2 separate regions of the Homo sapiens genome follow, and region 1 is linked to region 2. Evidence: chromatin contacts called from ENCODE Hi-C or POLR2A ChIA-PET data. All regions are on one chromosome and are shown on one strand. Each heading gives the region's core, a stretch centred on a gene start or an enhancer-like site at or near the end of the contact. The rest is flanking DNA. Distances are from core to core; before and after follow the strand shown.

Region 1 (7,538 bases), core at 4,330-6,829, 34 kb after region 2:
ATCACAAGTTATGAACCCAGTGAAGACTCCAAACAACTGCGTGATTCTATGCAGATTTCTGTCAGTCTCTCAGCTTCCTTATCTACAGCATAGGGGTGATGATCATCTGTAGGGTCGTTCCCAGCTCTAAAATCTGTTACTCTCTAAGTGGTCATGATTTTTATGACACTGTATCCAGTATCTTATCCCCCTCAGTCTCTGAACTCAAAATAGCTAGAGGATTGCCATAATTAGGTTAGGGTACAGTGGTAATAGTCAAACATAAATGAATGAATGAACAAATGACTAGATAAATGGGAAATTCTAGAAATTCTACACCCCTCCATTGAACTTTCTTTCAAGATACAAAGTAGAAGTAGAAACTTTATGAACAGCAAATCCTAAGTCCCACAACACAAAAGTTTCAAAATGCTTTAGAAACAAAGGAAATATCTCCCTTTAGCTTCCATTATTTTTTATCACATGTTAAGTCAAGAGGACTACTGAGTGTTATGGAGAGATTAGGATCTGAGGAATGCTGGACTCGTTTGAAGTAAGCTAATCAATGAAACAAGTCCTTCTCTTAATTCCATTAATTTATCTCCCATCGCCATAAGGGGCCCACCTATCTCACAAAAGGTTGGTCACTGATATGCTACCAACAATGCCAAAAAGAACAAGCATACAGGAGAATACAATCAATGGTGTGCGGGAGTCTATTGTTAACTTTTTCAGGAAACTTGCAAGCTGGTTGTTAGATGTTGGTAGCTTGAAATTGGCCATGGTAGAAGTATTTATACCATGGAAATCTAAAAATACTACAGACCAGGGTTTTTTGTTTTTGTTTGAAAGAGAAATCCAGTTTGTCAACACACTACTGACCATGGCACTTGGCTAGAAAGGCTCTGGGCTCTGGGAAAAACAGATAATGCAACACCAACAGAGAACAAAGAGAAGATTCATAAATCAAGAAACCTGGGTTCTAGTTCTAATATTCCCATTAACTGACCATGAAAACTGGAGCAAGTTTCTAAATCTCTGTGCTGTTGACTAAAATGTTAAGAGAAGTTAAACAAATGAACTCAAATATCTCTTTAGGATCTAAAACTTGGGATTTTATGATTCTCTGTCCAGGTCATACCTACCCTGACTCCCGAGATCTTACAGGAAATTCTCCAGGAACCAAAAGCTGGGCAGCAGCAAGACATGGATCAATCTTCCCATCTTCTGCTAGACCACAGTCTAGTGCTGTTTCAGTCTGATGCATTTGGCCAACGCACCACACTCAAACTTAGTCATAGTTCTAAAGTTCTCAGGACTCTTAATTTTTTAGTTGCATGAAAGAAAGTTTCAGACAGCCTCCAGCTGACTCAAGCGTTACATTTAGACTTAGGCTAGAGGCTCTCAGAGCATTTCTGGCCATTATTTGTCAAGTGCATGCTACTTCTATCTTGTTGCAGTTGTGAGGTTCCATAAGAAGCCCTCTAGGTATGAGGGCAGGAATGAAAAGTGCCATGCTACCAGAAGATTTTTAAAAAGCACATATCCTAACACCAGAGTTCCAGTCTTGATCCTGAGCCACCATCCTGAATCCCTTATACAGTAAATCCCTTGAAGGGAGAGACTGCGTATTACCCACAAAACCTGGCACAAGAATCATAAAAAGATTTGCTAAAGTCAATTCCCTGGTTTGGTAGAGTTTGGGGGTTCATTGACCTGAGATTGGTATATGGGCAATGAATAACATTTAGTTAAATGTTTCTCCCAGAGCAACAGAGGACTCCTCAAAATAAGTGCTCATGACAAGCCAGCACAGATTTATCCTATCATGTAGGATGGCAGTGTTATTGTGCAAGGTTTCATCCTGAAAAAAAATGGAAATGTTGCTTCTGCTCTGCCAAGTGTTCTCACTTAGGGATGCAAAGATTTGTAAATATGATCTTTGTTCCATGGTCATGCGCTTTGAAAGAAAAATGCATGTAACATATTTTGGGATCAAGTAAATAGCAATGGTACATTTTGACATAATCCTAAAAGTGATGACAAGAACAATATCTAGCAGGATCTATTTGTAAGTGTGTTGGAGCCAGATTTCTAAAAATTCAGTCAGAGAGAGCAGAACTTAAAAATAGACAAAGCAGTTTAAACTTAGAATGAATTCTAGAAAATGATCATATGTATCTAATCTAATTCATAAAAATAAATCTTTAGAGACTAAAACAAAAAGGGGGGAGTTTTTTAGGTCAGTCTGTTATGTCCGATCAGATCAGTACTTAAGCCATTGAAAACAATTCTTAAAGCTCCCTAGGAATATAGGATCCATGAAGTCTTGGAAATTCAGTCCAGGACTAACAGCTTTCCCCAAATCAACAAGATTTTAAATCTAAAGACTAAAGGGATACTTCCAGTGAACCATGTCACAAAATTCAATTGTATATCAAACAGAAATACAGCCAACAGGACACTGAACTTCAGTTCTCCTTTTAAAATGTTCATTATTCAACACATTTTTATTGAACTTGATCCAAATATGATTCAGACATGGTCAGTCTGTAAAGTCAAGAAGTCCACAGAGCACAGTAGAAGGCTAGCACATCCACAAACGTAACAACATAGCATACAGACAGCAGTGATAACAACAGCCCACCGAGAAGATACATGCAGATTCTGAGATCATAATGCCATTCCAGGCAATGCAATGGCTCAGCTAGAGACAGGAGCTTTTTGTTTTGTTTTGTTTTGAGGCAGGGTCTCACTCTGTTGCTGAGGCTGAAGTGCAATGGTGTGACCATAGTTCATTACAGCCTTGACCTCTCAGGCTCAAGTGATCCTCCTGCCTCAGTTTCCTGAGTAGCTGGGACTACAGGTACACACTACCATATATGGCTAATTTTTTTTATTTTTAGTTTTGTACAGACAAGGTCTCCCTATTTTGCACAGGCTGGTTTCGAACTCCTGGCCTAAAGCAATCCTCCCACCTCCATCTCCCAAAGTGTTGGGATTACAGGCATGAGCCACCATGCCTGGACTAGCAGCATCTTTTAATTAAGGGCCAGGTTCCAGGGTGCAGTGCTCTTCCTTTTTAGTGGGTGCTATCACTTCTAAAGGTAACAATTATTTTCTGCTCAGAGGAATTAAACAAACAAACAAAAAACTCGCAAGGCATTTAAGGTTTAAAAAAAGCAATCCTGTTTCAATACAAAGGTCTTGTGCAAAGGAGGATGGCTCTCCACATGAATCAAGTGGCAAAGTCCAGACATCTAGGGCACTGTACTTCTGTAAAAGGAGACACACCAGGAAATGCCCAAGCTCAGGAGATAGCAGTACTGGGGCAGTGGGAAGCATTGTTGAAATGCAAAGAGAGAGAAGAGCTGGCCAACAAGGCCTTAAAGCTCAAGAGGAGGCATTTTTAATTAGAAACTTGGAGTGACTTGGATCAAAATTACATGGGAAGCCTGGATGCGGTGGCTCACGCCTGTAATCCTAGCACTTTGGGAGGCCGAGGTGGGCAGATAACTTGAGGTCAAGAGTTTCAGACCAGCCTGGCCAACATGGGGAAACCCCATCTCTACAAAAACTACAAAAACTAGCTGGTGTAGTGGCGCACACCTGTAGTCCCAGCTACTTGGGAGGCTGAAGCAGGAGAATCAGTTGAGCCCAGGAGGCAGAGGTTGCAGTGAGCCAAAATTGCACCAGTGCACTGCAGCCTGGGTGACAGAGCAAGACTCTGTCTTAAAAAATAAAAATAAATAAATAAATGAATAAAAATTACACGGGAAGATCTTGTTATTCAGTTTAAGGTTCATTATTTATGTTCCCAGTATTTATGCACAAACCTATTGTATTAGTTTGCTAGGGCTGCCGTGATAAATTACCACAAACTGGTTAGCTTAAACAACAGAATGTTAAAGTTCTGGAGGCTAGAAGTCCAAAATCAAGATGTTGACCAGGTTGTTTTCTTTTGCGACCAGTGTAGGAAAATCTGTTCTAAGCCTCTTTCCTTGGTGTGCAGGTGACCGTCTTCATGTCACATGCTGCTTCCCCTTTCCATAGGGCAACAGTCATATTGAATTAAGGCCCACCCTAATGACATCATTTAACTTGCTTACCTCTGTAAAGACGCTGTCTCCAAATAAGACCACATTCTGAGGTACTGGGGTTACGACTTCAACATATGAATTTGGGGGGTGCCAGGACACAGCATCTGGATTATAGAAGGCACAGTCCTTATTCACAAAGAGTTTATCATCCCATTTTGAGGTCAGGATTTAGTCACAGGACACATTCAGAACACCCTTTAGGGAATGTAATCAAATGATAAACTCTTTGTTTTGGCCAGGAAGCCTTTAGAGCAGTGGCTTTGAAATTTCATGTTCACAGTCCCCTTCACAATTACTGCCACATCTTGATGCTACTATTTACTTGATGCTTTTTCATCTTTGCTCTTTTTACTTAAGTGAGTTTACCTCAGTCCATTAATGGAAAACCAGTATCCCTGCCAAAAATAGAAAGTAAATTTAAAACTAAACACATTACAATTAAATTTTAAAATACTGCCCATGAATCATATGAAATCCTTTTACCCCAGTTCAACATAGCCCTAAAGGCTGGAAGGAGCCCTCTGAATTAGGAAATTATTAGACAACTTTGGTCCAAATTCTGTCACCATCATCTGTCATGGGTAAGCAACTTAACCTGTTAACTTCCTCCTCTGGTTCCCACCATCAGGTGGCACAGTTAATCAGGTGGAGAGCTGCCCTAAGAATTATATGAAATATGAAATAACATGAAATAGAGCTGGGCATGATAGCTCTCTCCTGTACTCTCAGCAGTTTGGGAGGCCCAGGCTGGAGGATCACTTGAGGCCAGGAGTCCAAGACTAGCCTGGGCAACATAGAGAGACCCTGTCACTACAAAAAAATTAAAAAATTAGCCAGGCATGGTGGTGTACTGCCTGCAGTCCCAGCCACTCAGGAAGCTGGCGTGGGAGGATCGCTTGAGCACAGGAGCGTGAGGTAACAGTGAGCTATGATTGTGCCACTGCACTCCAGCCTGGGTGACAGAGCAAGACCCTGTCTTTTTTTTTTTGAGATTGAGTCTCACTCCATTGCTCAGGCTGGAGTGCTGTGGTTCAATCTTGGTTCACTGCAACCTCCGCCTCCCAGGTTCAAGCAATTCTCCCGCCTCAGCCTCCCAAGTAGCTGGGATTACAGGCACGCACCACCATGCCCGGCTAATTTTTGTATTTCTAGTACAGACAGGGTTTCAAATGTTGGCCAGGCTGGTCTCAAACTCCTGACCTCAGCTGATACACCCGCCTTGGCCTCCCAAAGTGCTGGGATTACAGGTGTAAGCCACTATGCCCAGCCGACCCTGTCTCAAAAAAAATTATATGAGATAATATTATTAGAAGAGCTCTCTCAATATAAAAGCACTATAAAAATATTATCATGGATAAAATGGACAGCAGATGAAAAACTTGAACCCTTACTTCTGCTCTTTTCCACTCTCTAATCTGGAGCTCTCCCTGTATTCTCTGAGGTTTCCTACAGTTACACTGCCCACCCACACCAGCCTGCACTTCTCTTAGCCTGTTGGCTGGTGCTGGTCTCTATAGGAACGCGGAAGCTGTTCTTAGTGACAGATGACCTCATTTCCATCACCCCGTGCTTCAAGCCTCAAGGACTGAGGCAGGTTCTGCCTTCGTTGTGTGTTGCTGGTGATCACTACTCTGCAGCTCACCTCTGCACTCAGCTGTACCCCACCAACACAGTCATCAAAAAGCACTGAGAAGACAGTCCCCTGATTTTCTCTTCTTTGCTGCTTTTGAGTGAAATGCTTTGCTTTTCCATAAATAGTTCAGAGCCTCACGCCACGTGAATATTTCTTCAAAAGTGGTTCTCTCCAGGGGACTTGAGCACAGCTGTCAGTTAGCTTGACTCAGAAGCAACAGACCAGAGAAAGGCAACATTTCCCCCAACAGCACTGTTTTGTATCCCACTTTACTCAGCCAGAGTCAGCTCAATTTCACCTCTGAATCTGAGACTGAAACCCTACCTGTCCTCCATTCCTGTAACATCTCCATTTCCAACTTGAAAAATAAAGCCAAACAAATCTCAGTATGTGTTAGGATCTTCTCCCCTTCTAACTTCAAAGATAAAATGTGCTTAGGAGGCAGGGAAGGGCTGATTGAGCTGGTATCGCCATGATCTGGTGCGAACATTCTGTGAGTGTGGAGTGTCTCTCTTTCCCTCAAAGGGGCCTTCCTGAGTCCTAGAGAGAGGACCCATTTCTGGAGACTTGCACTTGCAAATTCCCCTGAGGTGGTCACTAGCCCTAGACACTAGGCTTCAGGACCACACACTGCCTCTTTCTGCCAGGGTCTTCCATCTGGCCTCTGAGGCCCCTGGGTAACATCAGCCCCTGGGGACTCCTTTCCAGCAGGAGTAACAGTGCCCCAACACCAGCTTTGTTGTGGGCGGATCCCCCACACCTGGTCCACAAGAATCATGTGTTCTTGCCCCAACAACTCAAACCGTGCAGGTTATTGTCAGCACAGCCCCTCTCACTCTGAGTTCCAGCCACAGCCTCTCACCTTGGGAGTCTTCAGGTGTGGGTCGGATATCAGTCCACTGCAGACAGCACTCATGAAGCTCTTAGAGCAGTTCCCTTCATGCCTCTCTCATCTGACTTAAGGTAGAGGGAAGTACCCCTGCTGAGGCCCTGAAGTGAAAGGTGACAGCCATACCCAAAGTCCAAAGTGAGATGCCTCACTGTCCAAGCAGGACATGGGAAGAAGGTGGTCCAGAATCATTCTCATGACCCTTACCTGGCTACCAGGTGAGAGAGGAGTTGTTGATTTCATAGGGGATTTCTCTGGGGCCACTGTCTATGTTCTGGTGAACCTGTTATCTTTGTCAAAAACATATACATACACTGAAAAGAAGCAGGGTACTTATATTCCTCGGTAGGAGACTGGATGTGCATGTTAAAAGTGTAGTAGGAGTCAAAATCTTGTACAAGGTTTCCAAGCCTATGAGATTGAAAAAATGGCATTTCTACCAACAAAAACAGGGGAATCAAGAACTGGTTTTGCTTGTCAGTCTGTTCGTTTTGAACAAACTGAGTTTGAAAGTGAGTAGCATATTTGGAGAGAAATGATCCTGGGAGCTTTAGACAGAGGTTGGGATTCAATAGGGGTATGCTGGGACACTGGCTCTCTGAGGGTGGGAAAGCCCTGATGTGTAGTGTTTGCTGCTTCCTGTGGTGTAAATGCTCTCATCACAGCTGACTTCCTGCTACCAATGTGCACGCGCTGAATGCGGAGCTGAGCTTTCGTGCATGACATGCAGAATGGGCTCCCAGGAGCCAGTAAGAGATGGCTCCAGGCACCTTTGGTTGGAGATGAAGCTTTCTGCTTAAACTGGCCTCTTAAAAGGAAGGACATCCACAACAAAGCCTGAAGAATATTTAGAATAAGGAAAGAAACAAGTTTCTGTAAAAATGAAAGGATTGGCCAGAAAACTGGGAGATCCAGGACAGTGTCACAGCCAATGAAG
Region 2 (6,676 bases), core at 770-3,269:
CTAAATCACTTTAATTCCCATTGCCTAGGGCTGAAATAGCATATATACTGCACCACCACCCCCATACACACACAATTTCATACAATGTGCTTTTATTTATGAAAAGAAACACGGAAATGATAAAGAAGAAGCCACCACAAATGGTTACCTACAGAGAGAATAAGTGTTCAGAGTGGAGATACCAGGGATAAAATATAAAACTACTCTTAAAACACCTTCTTGTATAGCTTTCCCCATTGGCCCAATTAGAATATTTTCAAAACCCTGCAATTCATTAGAACACATGAAAATAAAATGTTTAAACACGAGTTCATAGCAATATTAAAATATATGTAGCCCCTAAATAAAATAAAAGTAAAACTCATTAGTCACAATTGACAATAACTAGGGCACCAATGCCCACATATTCTGAAAACTGTCATTGAAAATTAAAGAATTAAGCATCATTTTGCTTTTCCAGAATGAACAGTATTTCAAAGGTACTAACAAGCCATGAGGAGAAGTGCTTTTTACATAAGAATTCCAGGAAATAAGTACAGAAGAAATAAGATAATTACAAAATTCATAATTTTTCAATGCATAAGAAAATAATATATTTGAAAACATTAGACAAAAAAATCAATGAGAAACATTCTAACGAAGACATTACGCTGCCACAACTTGAACCCACTAATCAATCTTAGCATCACGAAGAATGGGGCAGTCAGACTCTTGTGTAACTTTTGATGGAATGCAACATGAAGTACACAGCACCACCAAAGAAGCATCCTTGGGGAAAAACATTAACTTGATGATATTCAAGACCCTTTTGGTTAACCTCCAATTTATAAGAAATAAGGGAGTCAGTGGAACAAGTTAAAAGACAATACCAGTGAGCAAAAAAAAAAACAAATCCTGAATGTGAGACATTCTCAAGGACAACAGATACAGTTGTCACTGGCACTGTGAAAAATGAAAGGAAAAAATGATAGTGAAAAGAGTCAGATAAAACTAATGCACTCTAAATAAGTCTATTTTTATTTACAGTTCAAAAACAGGCAAAACTAACCTACAATCAAGCCTTAAGGAGGCTGTGATTGGGAGTATGAGAAGGACTTTTGAGGTGCTGAGAATACTCTATGTCCTGATCTGGGTGGCAGTTATACAGGTCTACACATACGTAAATGTTCATTACACAGTACACTTAAGATTATGGCAACTTGGCTGGGCGTGGTGGCTCATGCCTGTAATCCCAGCACTTTGGGAGGTCGAGGCGGGTGGATCACGAGGTCAGGAGATCGAAACCATCCTGGCTAACATGGTGAAACCCCGTCTCTACTAAAAATACAAAAAATTAGCCAGGCGTGGTGGCGGGCGCCTGTAGTCCCAGCTACTCAGGAGGCTGAGGCAGGAGGATGGCATGAACCCGGGAGGCAGAGCTTGCAGTGAGCTGAGATCACACCACTGCACTCCAGCCTGGGCGACAGAGCAATACTCCGTCTCAAAAAAAAAAAAAAAAAAACAAAAAGATTATGGCACCTTAAGGACTTTCCTAAATATGTGCAATTCCTCAATAAAACAATAAAAGAGACATAATTAGCCTATGGTGTTTGAAGTCAGGACAATGGTTACCTTTAAGGAAGAGTGTTACTGAGAAGATGCAAGAGCCATAAATTTATGATGATTTTACTTCTCTGCATGTATGCTATTCTCCAGCAAAAAAAAAAAAAAAAGGATGAGGGGAGAAGGTACTGCTCTACATTAAAGGTGACATAATAAATAAATTGTTAACTGGATTTTGCTTAAATCAATTATTTTTGAGAAACAGTGAAATTTTAATATTAGATAATTCTTGTGTATAATATTAAGCATAATAAAGACATTTTGCTTATTTAAGAAAATATCCCTATTAGAAGTTCATAGGGGTGAAGCAGTTGTCCTGTGTGGCTATTTAAGTCCCTGCTCAGTTCACTCAGTGGTTGGATAACAAATGCACAAAGATTTGCTTAAATGCACTCAATCAGTAAGTCCCCCAGCCTTTGCTGATGGGCTGTGTGTGTTTGATGGAACACTCCTTCAGTACTCTAAGCAGTTTATAGCTCTGCCTTAACTTTTACTTCCTGCTTGCACAGAGCCTGAAGGTCAGGCACAGAAGAAAATAAGGTCTCTCCTGGGTATGCACACAGCCCTTTGTATGCATTTGGCTTTCCCAATTCCCAGGAATATATTTGAGCTTTTCAAAGCCTGCTATGCACATCTCTTTCTCTATATTGTCCTTTTCCGTTTTTTTCTGTTAGTCCCTTATGTGCCCCAAGTGGTATTGCCACCTCAGGTAAGTGCAGTGTTAAACAACTGTCATTGGTTGTTTTTGAAAAGTGTTCTGGTGATAGGGTTGTTTGCACCAAAGAAGCTATGAGCCAGGTTAACGAAAGTCCTGCAAATGGGGCTTTTCCAGAGAGCTGCCAGACATGTCAGGTAGTGACAATTCTCTAACAGGGATGAGGTTTTTGGGGAAGCTCCAAACCCATTCTGCTGCCGTTAGTGGCTCGTAAGGTGTGTTTGTTTTCATGACTACCATGGTTGCAGAGCTTCTGGTTTTCAGTTATTGCAGAGCTGGGGAGACAGGAATGATAAAAGGCAAGTCATAATAAAATGTTACACAGCCAAAGCCTACTGTGCTGAGTTCAACCTGTTTCTTGAATAAATGCTCCTCATGTACTTGAAAGCTTTTGGCTGATTTCCAGAGTTCTAAAAAAGTTGACTTTTGCAATTTTCTCCAGTGTTTTCATTGCTTTTTTGGGGAGCAGAATGTGGTGGTGGGGGTTCTCACTCTACCATTCCCGAAGTGCTTCTCCTCACAATCATCCCTTGAAGATTAGATTGGGGTAAGAAAACCCCTGACCTAAGCCCCGTAGGAAAACCCTACCCGGCTTCTCAGCTGCCATTTACAATAAGCACAGTTGCTTAAAGCATGATGCTCTTTAGAAAGTCTAAAGTCCCTTAAGACACTGTTCTGTGACCATGAACCTCACCAATCACCCCACATGGTTCTCACGTCACTGAGTCTAAGGATCAGTTCAGCACAAAGTCATCCCTCCTACTAGAAAAATGATTAAATTCAGCATGTCCTACTAACCATGTGGACTATGATAGTAGCTTCTATGAAGGTTTTATCTTCATTTCATAATGCTTTGGTGCCTTAGCTGTTAATAAGTTGTAAATCAGTATAGAAAAATAAAGTAAAATCAATGTCCATATAAAATTCTACCCAAAATCAACCAACAGTGAAATTTTCAAGCAGGTCACTGGTTTCTCATAGCGTCAGGATTATAAAGAAGCAGGTTCCAGTCTATTAATAGCCAGAAAATGTTCCTTATATTATAATAAATAAAAGTAGACGAAAAGTTCTGGGAAGTCAGGAAGCAGACATTTGCCTCCTACCAGGAGGGCAAGAGTTTCCCAGAAATCAGACCCAGCTGAGGTTATAAGGGTCATTAGTAAGGCAACATCCCCATGATAAGGTTCTCTGTGGACCATGACTAGAAGTCTAGTGTGATATAAAGAAGACAGCTTTCCTAAACTGCCAGATTTCCTGCAGAAATCTACTGCAGGACACAGCTGACATTAGTCTTTAACTAGTTTAAACTGAAATAAAATTAAACGTAATATTAAGCAAGACAAAACACTAATGTGATTTAAATATATACATATATGTATGATTATTCATTACAGCACTATTTGTTTGTAATAGAGAAAACTGGAGACAATTTAAATGTCCACTACTTAACCCATCAAATATACCAGTTAATAAATTATGTTACATCTCAACAATAAAAGTGTGCACATATATAAGAATGGGACTCTTTCTATGTTCTGACCTGGAAAAATCTGAACAATATATAAGTGAAACAAAGTGTAGAATAGTGCATATATTTTGCTATTTTTTATATTAAAAGAGGTGAAAATTTCTACATAGTTGTATTTGCTTATTGATATACATGTATGTATATGTGTGTGTGTATATACATATAGTATGTGTGTGTGTGTGTATATATATATATATATACATGTGTGGAATATATATCCATCCATATATGTATAAAAACTTTGAAAGAATAAACCTGAAACTAATGAGCATTGTTACCTGTGAGAAAAAAAGGGAAAAATTTGGAAATGCATGAGAGGTTGAAAGGAAACCTGTCAAACTACTTCTTTGCATTTAGAAAGTTTTTTGGGCCAAATGACTATATTACTTAATCGAAAAAAGGCCTCTGGTTATTCACATAGGGCAAAAAAAAAACATGTAATAACATTATCTTACAGTTTTTTAAAAAATTAGAAACTAGAGATGTATTCAGATTTTGTAAATCTCTAGTTGATGAAGCCCTAAGTAAACCCCAGAAAGAATTTCTGAATAGGTATATAACATGAAAAAGGATAGAATGAGAGTCTGTACAATATAATAGCGGATTGTATTCTCTGTCTTGTAGCAATACGTGCCCTACTTTGTCTTCATTATTTATAAATAACCTGGCTTTAAAAAGCATCTACAGCAACTGCATTTCCAACGGAAATGGCACTTGCTTTACATGAATGTTCTAAACCAGGGTAGCTCCATGATAACCCTGACCTTTAGAAATGTAACCAGCCTCAATACTAGTAAAAATGATATTGCAAATGGTAGCAGGACCACAAGTAGCTTTCATTTTATTCTATTTTCTGTATTTTAAATGTTTTTCACTAAGCTTAACTTTCATGATCAGGGACAAAACTATATTTTTCATAAGACAGGTGGCTCTGGTGGCAGTATGGGGGATGAATTGCAGTAAGAGGAAATTGGTGGCAGAAGCATCAGTCAGAAGAGTGGTTCAAGGTAGGAGAAAGATAACAAAGATAGGAATAAAAGTTGAAGCAGTGGAGCCAGATATAGATAAGTTGAAGAGGTTAATTGACCAGGCCACCTGGATGGAAGTGATGAAGAAAAATGCAAGCATAAGTCTCAAATGTCTGATTTGCGTAACTGCTGCCAGCAACATTAAAGAGGCGTATGAAGGAGGATGAAGAATGTGGTCAAATTCTGTTTGGGCTACAATGAATTTGAGGGGTCTGAGGCCAATCCAGGTGGAGATGCCAAGTCCACAGCTAGAAATACAATAATGGCACTCAGAAAAAGAATGAAGATTGGGGATGTAAGTGTATAGGTATTGGCTGAATCCATGGAAACAGATGAGATTGCAGGGTGCCAAGAGCAAAATTAGGAGAAAAGAGCCTAGGAGAGAAAAGTCTGTGGAACACCAACTAAGGTGGAAGAAGAGAGAGCAAAGGACAAAACAGAAATAACTTCAGGCAGGTAACTAGAAAAGAAGGGTCTAGGAAAGATTAAAGAGTAGACCTTTTCAAGAAGGGAACAGTGACATCAACAGCATCAAATACTGTCAAGATTTAAGAGGACAAAGCCCCACTTCACCCAGTTGGCAATGACAAGGGCTCCAATGTCCTCAGTGGGGCAGTGACAGTCAAGGTTTGGAGTTGAAAGCTAGGCTGAGGTGGGCTGAGGAATAAAATGGAAGGTGAACATTTCAACTAAGAAAACTAAATCATTCAGTAGTGGCCCTTCACACATCACTCATTTAAAATCCCTAAGACGTGAACATGGAAATCATATTCTCATTTATTTCACGGCAAAAGGTTAAACAGTTCAGTATAGTGGTTAAATATATTCCCTGAGTTAAAATCCTGTTTCTATCACTTGTGTGACTGTGTCTCATATTACTCATCTGTAAAATGGCAATGGGAATTGTACAACCTCAACAGGTTACTGAGGGTTAGATGAGGTGAGCAACTAGCTTAGTGCCTGCTCAGTCATTCAGATGCTATTATATTTCTTCACTCTTCCATCTGTGTAAAACCAAAAAGAAATTAAATCTTGACCTCCCTGATTGAAGGTTGGATTGTTTAACAAGCTCATTCAGCACTGTTCATTAACCTTACTCATTCACTTGGCAATAAACATTTATTAAGCCCTTTCCATGGGCTTTAATTTACTGGAACCTGGGGACAAAAAAAATGATTAAGGCTTGATCCCAGCTCTCACAGGCTACATAAAAAATTCTTTTAGGCTGAGCACGGTGGCTCGTACCTGTAATTCCAACACTTTGGGAGGCCGAGGCAGGAGGATCGCTTGAGCCCAGGAGTTTGAGACCAGCCTGCATAATATAGAAAGACCCCATCTCTACAAAAAAATTTAAAAATTAACCAAGCATGGTGGCATCCGCCTGCAGTCCCAGATACTCATGAGGCTGAAGTGGGAGGATCACTTGAGCCCGGGAGGCAGATGCTGCAGTGAGCCGAGACAGCACTACTATACTCCAGCCTGGGCAACAGAGCAAGACCCTGTCTCCAAAAAAAAATTGTTTTAATCATAAGGTGGCAAATAAAATAGCAGAAGTCTGAAGAGTTATTCATAAGTATTTACACAATGAAATGATGAACAAAACACTTATTGCCCCTCCCTAGTATTTTTTACATTCATTCATTATGACATCCTGAATTAAGGTTACAAAAAACAGAAACACTAGGCTGCCAATTGATTAACTTCTTTAGCATGCTTTATAAAATGTTAATCACTTCTCCTAAATACTTTTATTTAATCTATCCTTCTCTGCAATTCTCAGTAACTTCATGAAACTAACAATAA

The links. Hi-C counts contacts between places; a loop is a spot of excess contacts on that map. ChIA-PET counts read pairs that join two places held with the same protein, here RNA polymerase II (POLR2A). Pooled maps may share reads with other maps.
Region 1: a loop to region 2 is called in a pooled map, with 5 times the contacts of the local background. The contact joins two enhancer-like sites. A Hi-C loop is called at or near these places in 10 of 168 maps with a recorded cell type or tissue (GM12878, K562, Right ventricle myocardium inferior and 6 more), 21 of 37 single-sample maps with no recorded cell type and 15 of 50 pooled maps. POLR2A ChIA-PET finds 5 or more read pairs at or near these places in 5 of 52 experiments (GM10248, GM12878, IMR-90 and 2 more).

Annotation. Positions count from the first base shown.
Region 1 is chr2:196,408,297-196,415,834 of GRCh38, forward strand. All of the region lies in intron 2 of HECW2 (HECT, C2 and WW domain containing E3 ubiquitin protein ligase 2), which reads right to left. Among named protein-coding and RNA genes, the nearest start is that of HECW2-AS1, 150 kb to the left of the region's middle. RefSeq lists enhancers at 208-257, 5,784-5,833. Within about 2 kb of position 5,580, at least 4 of the 41 ENCODE cell types and tissues checked have a DNase peak (open chromatin) inside an H3K27ac peak, as active enhancers do; they include GM12878, where a contact is called at or near this core.
Region 2 is chr2:196,378,203-196,384,878 of GRCh38, forward strand. The region is part of intron 2 of HECW2 (HECT, C2 and WW domain containing E3 ubiquitin protein ligase 2); the gene reads right to left. Among named protein-coding and RNA genes, the nearest start is that of HECW2-AS1, 120 kb to the left of the region's middle. RefSeq lists an enhancer at 2,193-2,332. Within about 2 kb of position 2,020, at least 2 of the 41 ENCODE cell types and tissues checked have a DNase peak (open chromatin) inside an H3K27ac peak, as active enhancers do; they include GM12878, where a contact is called at or near this core.